2 separate regions of the Homo sapiens genome follow, and region 2 is linked to region 1. The links are chromatin contacts, found by Hi-C in ENCODE. All regions are on one chromosome and are shown on one strand. The core of a region is the stretch at or near the end of the contact, and the rest is flanking DNA. Distances in the headings are between cores, read along the strand shown.

Region 1 (3,151 bases), core at 263-2,762:
CAGCCATGGCAAACAGCCTGGGCAAAGGCCAGGAGGTGAGACACAGTATGTTTGTAGACCTGGCTTACAGGATGAGGACCAGGCTGGGGCTCAGTGTACATGGAAAGAGAGGAGAGGAGGAGCCAAGGCCAGAAGAGTCTTGAAGAAAAGCTTTGAGTGCCAAATAAAGCAGGGGAACTTTATCCTGGGAGACATGGGAGATTTTCCAGCAGATCCCCCCCGACCCCCATTTGTTGGAGCCCTCCAGTGCATCCTGCACGGCTACGCCTTTTTGTTTTGTTTTGCAGCTCTGTCGCCCAGGCCGGAGTGCAGTGGCGCCAGCTCGGCTCTCTGCAGCCTCAATCCCCTGGGCTCAAGGGATCCTCCCACCTCAGCCTCCTGAGTAGCTAGGACCATAGGCGCGCGCCACCACGCCCAGTTCATTTTTAAAAATTTTATTGTAGAGATGGGGTTGCCATGTTGGCCAGGCTGGTCTCAAACTCCTGGGCTCAAGTGATCCGCCCGCCTTGGCCTCGCAAAGTGCTGGGATTACAGGCGTGAGGCCCCGCGCCCGGCAACGCCTTTGCTGACTGCTTCAAAACTTTTTTGAATTGACTGTAGTCATTATCTATAGCTTAGCCTTAGCCTTGCGCCCGTTCGTTTCCTGGAGTTTTCTTCCAGAGTCCCCGTAGGAGGTGCCCCCACGCCCATCTCCAGCACCAAGGAGGCTCGACGCCAACCCCAGCGCGCCCCCACGCTCGCCGTCACCGGGACGTGACTCGTGAAACGTCCGCTCCGGGCGGCGGCGGCAGCGGCGGCAGGCTGGCTTGTACCCCGACAACGCGCGTCTGGCTTCTGCCGGACGTTCCTATCTGGGTTCAGAACTGGGGCCGGGTGCTGCAGGTCCCGCAGTCTGAGAAGTTTTCGCGGGTTTCAGAAGTTTCCTTAGGCGTTCTAAGGGCTTTACTCAGGTGGAGTCTCCATTCAGGCACTTATTTAACCACCCATTTCTCCTTTAGGGGTCCTCGCTGCTCGCCCAGCCGCTAATTAAGTGACGGACACAGTAGCTAAGGAGACTGCCTGATTGACACGCATGATTACCAACCGACTTCCGGAAACTCCAGTCAGGGCCTGCCCGGCGCGTGGCCCACGGCCCAATTAAAGAAGTGGAAGCGCCAAAGGGGGAGGTAACGGAGCGGCCTACGTTGTGGCGGTTCCCTGGTGAATGCGCCCTGGGGTTGAGGCGTCTGCGGGCGTTCGGACGATGCCGTGACGCGGCACGGCGACACTGTTGGCAATATGAGCGCACCCCTGTAGAGGGAGCCCTTCGGTCCTGGAGGCGGCGCGGCGTGAAGACAGGTTGCTATTTGAGAGCGTTCCCTTGAAGCCCCTCAGAGAGTGGGGGAGGGGCGGCGGACGGCAAGCGGTTCCTGTCTGCGCTTGCGCCGGCGCCTCTGCCGACCCGGCCTGCACGCACGCGCATGCCCGTAGCGCGCGGAGCCGCGGTGGCCGGCAGCACTGCGCGTGCGCGGTGAGGAGCCCGCTAAGGAGCGGCGCTGGCGGACGTCGGGCTGGCTGCCCGTGACGTCGTGCGGAGAGCTTTAAAGTGCGGGCCGGGCCGGGCGTCCGAGGGTCTGGTCGGGAGTCGGGCCGCGTCTCCGCAGCAGCCCTCCGCGGCATGAGGCGCTGCCGGCGCCCCTGCCCCGCGGGACGTGGAGAAGGTGGAGGAGGAAGAAGCCCCGTTGTCGCCACCGTTGCATGACCCGCCGCTCCTGAGGCCCTACCCCACGCCCGGACCCTCGACGCCCCCCGCCGGGTCCCCCACTCACGCATGGGGGTTCGGCGCTAAGGACCCCCCTCCCTCCGGGGGCCCCGGGGCGCGTCCCCTTAGAGCCATGCCCGGCTGCCCCGCCCGCCCCGGAGGACCCTAGAGCAGCGTCGTGGGGGCCATGGCGGCCGCCAGCGGCTACACGGACCTGCGTGAGAAGCTCAAGTCCATGACGTCCCGGGACAACTATAAGGCGGGCAGCCGGGAGGCCGCCGCCGCTGCCGCAGCCGCCGTAGCCGCCGCAGCCGCAGCCGCCGCTGCCGCCGAACCTTACCCTGTGTCCGGGGCCAAGCGCAAGTATCAGGAGGACTCGGACCCCGAGCGCAGCGACTATGAGGAGCAGCAGCTGCAGAAGGAGGAGGAGGCGCGCAAGGTGAAGAGCGGCATCCGCCAGATGCGCCTCTTCAGCCAGGACGAGTGCGCCAAGATCGAGGCCCGCATTGACGAGGTGGTGTCCCGCGCTGAGAAGGGCCTGTACAACGAGCACACGGTGGACCGGGCCCCACTGCGCAACAAGTACTTCTTCGGCGAAGGCTACACTTACGGCGCCCAGCTGCAGAAGCGCGGGCCCGGCCAGGAGCGCCTCTACCCGCCGGGCGACGTGGACGAGATCCCCGAGTGGGTGCACCAGCTGGTGATCCAAAAGCTGGTGGAGCACCGCGTCATCCCCGAGGGCTTCGTCAACAGCGCCGTCATCAACGACTACCAGCCCGGCGGCTGCATCGTGTCTCACGTGGACCCCATCCACATCTTCGAGCGCCCCATCGTGTCCGTGTCCTTCTTTAGCGACTCTGCGCTGTGCTTCGGCTGCAAGTTCCAGTTCAAGCCTATTCGGGTGTCGGAACCAGTGCTTTCCCTGCCGGTGCGCAGGGGAAGCGTGACTGTGCTCAGGTAACCCACCCGGGTGGAGGGGGCGGCCCTGCGCCTGCTGCCTTAGCTACCCACCCTGGCCCAGAAAGCAGCAGCCCGTAGGAGTCTGCGTTTTTTACAGTTCTGACCAGTTCTTCTGTTTGTAGATTGTAGGGAGCGAGAGAAGGGTTTTGTGTTTAAGATACCTATAGCAAGAAAATAGGGAACCGATGTGGAAATCCTGTCCCCGAAGGCAGGTTTGACGGGATCACTGACTTGGCTGAGAATTCATCGAAAGCCATCTTTTCAGAAGGCTGTTCCCTTTGATTTTTTTTTTTCCCACCATCCATTTCTTAGCATAAGTCCCTTTGTGATTTTCCGGTTTTCCATTCTGGCCTTCCATTTACAAATCTATGCTTTAAAATTTTTTTTTTTTTTAATTTATCTAAAAGTCTTTCTTGTTCTGCCATTTTTGGATTCCTTAACAGAGAAAGT
Region 2 (3,151 bases), core at 471-2,970, 740 kb after region 1:
GTCTTTGGGAATGCAGTAGAATTTTAGTTTCATAGATCCTAAATATTTGATTGTTTTTATACATTTGATGATTGGACACCCTACATAGAATACTTTTTTAAGGTACTAGCAAATAATATATGAAGGGAAAAGAAAGCATTCTTCCTGTAGCATCTCGAATATAAAGATTTTGTTATTTAGTATTAGATTTTAAAAATTATTTTGTATCCTCTGATTTCTTATAGATGAAAATATGCCTACTAAAAAACAATGAAAATACTTTTTCAGAATATAAGCACTATATATAATATTTGAAAATATTATCCATAAAAGTTAGAAGAAAATAATAATTAGTGCTTGATGCCACTATTCAAAGACACACCACTTTAATTTGGTGAGCCTCTTTTTGGTTTTTCACCCTTATTTTCATAAAGCTGCGATGCATGCTTCATACATAATTGTGCATGTTGCTGCCTCCTTCTCCCAGCTGCCCGACGTGTCATCTCAGGTCACCAGAAACTTTGACAGGAAACAGCAATTTCTTTTTTTTTTCTTTGAGACTGGGTCTCACTTTGTCACCCAGGCTGGAGTGCAGTGACAATCACGGCTCACTGCAACCTTGACCTCCCAGGCTCAAGCGATTTGTCCACCTCAGCCTCTTGTAAACAGCATTTTTATGGCTAATAACCCATCGTATGAATGTGGCTTAGACTGCCCAACCACAGCCTAATTTGGGGTTTTTATGTTTTCTTCTGTTCTTTGCCCTTATAATGTGGCAGGAAATATATGTGGATAAAACACTTTTCCCATACTTTGGCTTATTTCATTTCAAGCTTCTAAAAGTGAGATTAATGAGTCAGAAGGTATGAATATAAGGCTTTTTGTCAAATTGATTTCCTAGAGGGTGATTCATTATACTTTTTCACCGGCATTGAGGTCAAGTGTCCTGGGAGTAGGACTGTTGAAAATGTAAAAAGTCACTTCAGTTCTGGAATTTATCTTGCTTTGCTTTGTTTTGTTACACTTTTTTGCCCTCTCCTGATGCTCACCTGGGGTCACACATTGCCTCTGGTTGTCATATGTCTTTCATCTCTTTCAATCTAGAGCAGTGGTTCTCAATTAGGGAGTGGATATTGTCTCCTAGAGGTCATTTGGAAATGTCTGGAGATAGTTTTGATTGTCAGAATCAAGGGGGTGGCTACTGGCATCTAGTGAGTAGAGGCCAAACATGCTGCTAAACTTCTCACAGTACGTAGGGTGGTCCCTTGCAGCATAAACGTGTCTGGCCCAAGATCTCAGCAGTTGAAAAGTCCCAATCTAGAACAGTATTTTAACTTTTTCTTTTTGTGACATTGCCTTAAAAGAAAATTGAAGTCAAAGTCACATAACATAGAATTAACCATTTTAAAGTATAAAATTTACTGGCTTTCAGTATATTCACAGTTTTGTGCAGTTACCATTTCTTTCTAGTTTCAAAACTTCTCATTACCCCGGAAGAACACCCTGCACCCATTAAGTAGTTTCACCATGCCCCCATCCCCCAGCCCCTGGCAACCACTTACCTCTTTTCTGTTTCTGTGGATGTTTGCCTAATCTGGACACTTCATATAAACGGAATCATATAATATGTGGGCTTTTGTATCTGGCTTCTTTCTTTGAGCATGTTTTTGAGGTTCATCCATGTGATAGCACTTGTCAGTACTTCATTGCTTTTGGTGGCTGGATAATATTTCATTGTCAGCATTTGAAAGGAATTTGGGTTGTTTCCACTTTTGGCTATGCTGCTCTGTATATTCATGTATGAGTTTTCTGTGTGGATAGATGATTCATTTCTCATGGTCTATACCTGGTATCGGAATTGCTGCGTCACTTGGTGTATGTTTAACTTTTTGAGGAACTGCCAGACTCTTTTTTCACAGCAGCTGCACCATTTTATATTCCTACCAGTAATGTACAAAGATTTCAGTTTCTCCACATCCTCATCAACACTTATTTTCTACTTTTTATTGTAGCCAGCCCAGTGGGCATAAAGTGGCATCTCATTGTGATTTTGATAAACATTTCCCTAATGGCTAATGACTTCATTTGTATATCTTCTTTGGAGAAATATCTGTTGAAATCCTTTGCCCATTTTTGAACTAGGTTTGTCTTTTTTTGTTGAATTATAAAAGTTCTTTATATATTTTGGCATATGGCGCATATATATATATATAATTTTTTTTTTTTTTTTTTTTTTTGCGACAGGGCCTCACTCTCTCACCCAGGCTGGAGTGCAGTGGTGCAATCGTGGCTCACTGGAGCCTTGACCTCCCGGGCCCAAGTGATCCTCTCACCTCAGCCCCCTAAGTAGCTGTGACTACTGTCATGCACCACCACGCCCTGCTAATTTTTGTATTTTTTTATAGAGACAGGGTTTCGCCATGTTGCTCAGGCTGGTCTCAAACTCCTGAACTCAGGCAGGCAATCTGTCCACCTCGGCCTCCCAAAGTACTGGGATTACAGGCATGAGCCACCATGCCCAGCCTACTTTATATATTTTGGATACTAGACTCTTACCAGATACATGATATGCAAATATTTTCTGCCATTCTGTAGGGGTTTTTTTTACTTTTTTATTTTTATCTATTTATTTATTTTTATTTATTTATTTTTTGAGACAGAGTCTCGCTCTGTCACCCAGGCTAGAGTGCAGTGGCATGATCTCGGCTCACTGCAAGCTCCACATCTCAGGTTCACGCCATTCTCCTGCCTCAGCCTCCCAAGTAGCTGGGACTACAGGCGCCCACTAGCACACTTGGCTAATTTTTTTTTTTTTTTTTTTTTTTGTATTTTTAGTAGAGACAGGGTTTCACCATGTTAGCCAGGAAGGTCCCGATCTCCTGACCTCGTGATCCGCCCGCCTCAGCCTCCCAAAGGGCTGGGATTACAGGCGTGAGCCACCACGCCTGGCGTGGAATTGCTTTCTCAATTCCCTCTTTTGATTGTTCAGTGCTGCTGTGTAGCAGCTGATTTTGTGTGTTGATTTTGTACTTGGCAACTTGGCTGAATTCATATATTATTAGCTTTGGTAGGTGGATTTGTGGATTCTTGGGTATTTTCAATATGTAGGAACATGTCATCTGCTAATAGAGATAGTTTTACTTTTCCTTTCTGATCTGGATGCCTTTCATTT

What was found. Hi-C counts contacts between places; a loop is a spot of excess contacts on that map. Pooled maps may share reads with other maps.
Region 2: a loop to region 1 is called in a map with no recorded cell type, with 8 times the contacts of the local background. The contact joins the enhancer-like site here to the promoter of ALKBH5 in region 1. A Hi-C loop is called at or near these places in 3 of 37 single-sample maps with no recorded cell type and 6 of 50 pooled maps.

What each region holds. Positions count from the first base shown.
Region 1 is chr17:18,182,316-18,185,466 of GRCh38, forward strand. ALKBH5 (alkB homolog 5, RNA demethylase) reads left to right here and starts at 1,513. Exons shown (of 4, transcript NM_017758.4): 1 at 1,513-2,698. The coding sequence starts at 1,929. RefSeq lists enhancers at 901-1,100, 1,161-1,400, 1,508-2,345 and silencers at 1,611-1,910, 1,991-2,080, 2,239-2,390.
Region 2 is chr17:18,920,476-18,923,626 of GRCh38, forward strand. All of the region lies in intron 9 of PRPSAP2 (phosphoribosyl pyrophosphate synthetase associated protein 2), which reads left to right. Among named protein-coding and RNA genes, the nearest start is that of SLC5A10, 30 kb to the right of the region's middle. RefSeq lists an enhancer at 1,721-1,800. Within about 2 kb of position 1,721, at least 7 of the 41 ENCODE cell types and tissues checked have a DNase peak (open chromatin) inside an H3K27ac peak, as active enhancers do.